Linked DNA regions of Mus musculus: region 2 is linked to region 1. Evidence: chromatin loops called from intact Hi-C (ENCODE). Cell type or tissue: gastrocnemius. All regions are shown on one strand.

Region 1 (2,500 bases):
ATGTGGACTATGGGACTTTGAATTTGTTTACAACATGTTCTTCAGTAAAGGCAGGAGCCAGGTCTCAGAACTCAGAACTCAGGAGACAAAGGCAGGCTGATCTCTGAGTTTAAGGTCAGTCTACAGAGCAAGTTTCAGGACTGCCAAACTTAAGCAGTGAATAATTTGGAAAACAGAAATCTGAGATGATGTAATAGAACAAAGTAACCATAGTCCAGCCTCAGGAGGCAGCAGAACTCAGCAGATTCAGCCATGTGACTATGGCTTTAGAGTCAAGAATAGAAAGAACACCCCTATCCTCAAAGACTGCTGGGGCATACCCAGGTGCCAGGAGCAGCCAGCTGTCTCCCTAGATTCAGTCAATTAACATCATGACAGGAAGTATGGCAGCATCCAGGCATGCATGGGGTTAGAGGGCCTGAGAGTACTACAACTTGCACTTAAGGCAAACAAAAATCTAGCTCCATACAGCTAGGAGGAGGGTCTCAGAGCTCACATACAGAGTGAAGCACTTCATCCAACAAGGCCACACCTATTCCAACAAGGCCACACCTCTTGATGGTTCTACTTCCTGAGTTATGAAAATTTAAACAACCACAATTAGACATGCTGATCCAGAAGGATACAGGTCAAATTCCCTCCCTGTACCCATTTCCCTGCCTTCTGAGTCCTCTAGGGCATGTCCATCTGCACAGAGCAGCCTGCTATCCACCTGGACCTCCACTGTTCAAATTCCTCCCCACCCTACCCCAATCCTCTACTAGCTCTGTTTCCAGGGACATATCCAACTGCTGGGAGACTTGCACTGACTCATAAGTTCTACTTCCCAACCCAAGGCTACCCACCAGAGGACTATTATACCAGGAAATTTGAGGTTATGCCCCCTCCCAATAATTACTACATCAGATACATCCAGGGACAATCAAATGGCTAAGGGCTACTATAAAAACCCAAACAAAGGCAATATGACACCTTCAAAGCACAGCTATCCTACTACAGCAAGCCCTGGATATCCTAATACAACTGAAGCACCAAAAAAAAAAAAAAAAAAAAAAAAAAAAGACCATAAACCCAATCTTTTAAAGATAATAGAGGTCCTTAAAGAAAATGAATAAATCTTAAGAAAATACAGGAAATCTTGATTCTTAAAGAAATACAGGAAAATACAAACAGGAAGAGCCATTTAAAGAGGAAACAAATCCTCTAATTAAATGCAGAAAAATACAAATAAACATGTTAAAGAAAAATGAAAATATGTTTAAAACATGAAAAGGGAAATAAAAGCTAACCAGAAAACAAAACCTCAGGCAATCCTAGAGACAGAAACTCTAAGGGAGAAAATAGGAAGAAGAGACAGAAGCATCATCAACTGAACAAAAGAGATGGAAGCGAGAATCTCAGATGTAGGAGATACAATAGAAAAATTTGATACAATCAGTCAAAGAAAATGTTAAATCTAATAAATTCCTGACACAAAACATCCAAGAAATCTGCAATACTATTTTAATAAGAATAGACCAAACCTAAAAATAAGAGGAACAGAATGGGAATAGTCCCAGATCTAATAACCAGAAAATATTTTCACCAAATCATAGAACAAAAATTTTACAACCTAAAGAAAGAGAGGCCTATAACCATACAAGAAACTTAAAGAATACCAATTAACTTGGACCAGAAAAGAAAATCCTCCTACCACATAAAAATTAAAACACAAAATCTATAAAATAAAGAAAGAATATTTAAGGCTGTAAGGGGAAAAGGCCAAAAGTAGCACCCAAATTCTCAACAGAAACTCTTAAACCTAGAATGGCCTGGACAGATGTCTAGCAGTGTCAAAAAACAAAAATCAAAAGCCACATAGACTACTATACACAGGAAAACTCTCAATTAGAATATGGAGAAAACAAGAAATTTCAAAACACAATAACATTTAAACAATATCTGCCAAAAAATAGAGCCCTGTAGAAAATACTATAATGAAAACTCCAACACTAGGAGGGTAATTACACCCAAAAATCCAAGAAATGAATAATTCCATACCAACAAAAACAGCAAGGAAAGCATACAAGCACACACACACACACACACACACACACACACACACACACACATTAATACCACCACCATCAAAATAACAGATATTAACAATCATTGGTCATTACTATCTCTTAACATCAATGTACTCACTTACCATCAGCTGACATTATAAATAACAATACATATTTTATTAATAAAATATATAGGTTAACAGAATTGATGTGAAAATAGGATCTATAATTCTGCTTCATGCAAGAAGCACACTTCAGCAATGAAGATAGATCAGAGTAAAGGGCTGGAAAATTTTTCCAACAAAAACAAAAAAAAAGAATAAAGAAGCATGCTGGAGAAGCCATTGTGATGTCTAATAAAATAGACATCCAACAAAAAATAATCAAAATATATGTGCATGAACACTTCGTACTCATCAAGGAAAAATCCACCAAGATGATATCTCAGTTCT
Region 2 (2,500 bases), 120 kb after region 1:
AGGTTCTGGTGATGAAACTCCGTGTTGTGGTTTGACTTCTCCTAGTTCCAGATGGGAAAGAGAAGAGATCGTCAAGGTTGACTTGCAAGAAGATGAACACAGTTATGAACACTGTCTTTCTGTTTGTGAGTCTCACACTATTTGTACCTCTTGGTATTTCTCATCTTTAACACTCTCCGTTGGTTTCTTCTGTCTTCTCTTTCTCTCTACTTTGCTTATTTGTGATTTATTGTCTTTTATCTCCCAGGCTCATTCTTCTGTGGTCTTTCTGTTCCTTGCCCTTTGTCTTGTGCTTCTTTCACAGACATGTCATTCTCCTCCCTATGTCATTTACCCTCCTTTTCTCTGTTCTTTATTTTCCAGATATTCTGCATCTCCTCCACTCTGTTTCTTCCTCTCCTCACCATCCTCTGTCCCCTCCCATCTTTTTCTCTGACCACATCCCCATTCTTCACTCTCACCCATCCCCTCTCTCATCAATGCAGGATTAACCTTCTCCATCCTCAGAAGGTAAGTATCGATGAAGTCTCGTGGAGCACTGGGTTCCAAGGTGGCCCTGTGCTTTTCCACATGATGGGCAATGAAGTCGATGATTTCCTGCTGGCTTTTGGCAATTTGTCTGTGTACACCAGGAAAGTACTTCAAGAAACCAGAGAAGAGCTCAAACATCTGCAAGAAAGAAGGGCCCAGAGTTCACCTGGAGCTATCATGTCCCAAAAAGTGGACAGTGCTCTATCTTAGTCACCGATTTAATATATTGGGACACACCATGACCAAGGCAACTCTTACAAAAGAGAGATTTAATTGAGAGTTTACCTGTGGTTTCAGGTTATTTCAGTAACATTATAGTAGGAAGCACCCATGTAGACATGGAGCTTAAGGCTTACACCCTGATACACAGGCAGGCAGGAAGAACAAAGGGGAACACTGGGCCTTACATGGGCTCTGAAACCTCAAAGAACACCCCAGCAACACACTTCCTCCAACAAGGACACACCTGTCTATTCCTCAGAGTAAAATCTCCTCTCCCTTTTTCCTTAATTCAGGACTCCCATTTCTTAAGTACAGGACGTAAAAGACTTAAAAGATTCAAATACACATCCAAGATATTTTTTCTTAATCCCAAACCTCCTCAACTTTACTTCTATTCCTAATCTAGCTGTCCCAACAACTTGAAAACCATTCACAGACCGATCCAGGATTTTCCTTGGAATCTACTTCCTGGTCCAGCCTCACAGACAGTACTTCCATAACCCCAGATATTCTAGCAGAACCATAAAAACAAATAAACAGACTGTTCTTCCTAATATTGACCAACATTCTCTTTTCTTTGGGTCCCAAAAATGATGAACCAGTGTCAGCAGGAAGCACCCAGAGAAAATGACATTCACTTACCTAACATGCATAGGAATTTGAATGTCTGAGAAGCAATTAAAGAAATGTTCAAAGTGCTTAGTCATCAGGAAAATGCAAATAAAAACAACCCTGAGATTCCATCTCACACCTATCAGAATGACTAACATAAAAACTCAAGTGATAGCACATGCTGGGGAGGATGTGGAGCCAATACTACTTCATTGCTGATGGGAATGTAAAGTTGTACAACCACTTTGGAAAACAATTTTGGTGATTTCTTAGAACACTGGGAATAATTCTACCTCAAGAACCAGCTATTCCACTCCTGGGTATATACCAAAAAGATATATAAACATCCCACAAAGACACTTGCTCAACCATGTTCATAGAAGCTTTATTCATAATAGCCAGAAACTGAAAACAACCTAGATGTCCTCAACTGAAGAATGGATAAAGAAAATGCAGGACATCTACACAATGGAATACTTATCCAGCTATGAAAAATCAAGACATCATGGATTTTGCAGGCAAGTGGGTGGAACCTCAGAATATCATCATGGGTGAGGTAACACAGTCTCAAAAGAACATGGGTGATATGTACTCTTGTATAAGTAGATATTAGTCATAAAATACAGGTACCCCAGGTATTACAGTCCACAGACCCAAAGAAGCTAAATAGGAGGAAGGCCCAAGTGAGGAAGCTAGAATCTCACTTAAAAGGGAGAATAAAAATAGTCATAAGAGGCAGATGGAAGGGGGGACTGGGAGGGAAGGAGGGAGGATGGAGAAGGGAGTGATAGATTCAGGATCAGGTGTGGAAAAGGACAGGAGATGGCTAGATGGCCATGAAAATGAATGGAAATCTAAATGATGGAAGTGAGGAGGGGGGGCAGAATCTTCAGGATGAGACCTGAGATAAGGGAGGCACCCAAGAATCAATGGGGGTGAACTTAGCTGTTACTCCCTACACTGGAGATATGGAACCTGAAGGACCCAACCCCTGTAGCCAGACAGAAACCCCAGTGGAACAATAGATACAACAACCCACCCACAAAACTTTAGACCCAAAATTTATCCTGTCTCCAAGTAATGCAAACACACATTGGGGATGGAGGAGAGTGAAAGGGAATGGCCAACCAATAAC

Evidence for each region. Peaks named below come from ENCODE experiments on the same cell type or tissue, not always from the same donor. Only the 100,000 strongest peaks of a DNase experiment are listed, where the experiment ranks them.
Region 2: it touches region 1 in a loop (3-fold over the local background); 5 of 42 quality-filtered maps call a loop at or near these places.

Annotation. Positions count from the first base shown.
Region 1 is chr7:26,103,885-26,106,384 of GRCm38, reverse strand. It overlaps the pseudogene Gm29920. Among named protein-coding and RNA genes, the nearest start is that of Cyp2b13, 44 kb to the right of the region's middle. In gastrocnemius, no CTCF peak of the experiment used is centred here; no DNase peak of the experiment used is centred here.
Region 2 is chr7:25,983,719-25,986,218 of GRCm38, reverse strand. It overlaps the pseudogene Cyp2b28-ps. Among named protein-coding and RNA genes, the nearest start is that of Gm51474, 70 kb to the left of the region's middle. In gastrocnemius, no CTCF peak of the experiment used is centred here; no DNase peak of the experiment used is centred here.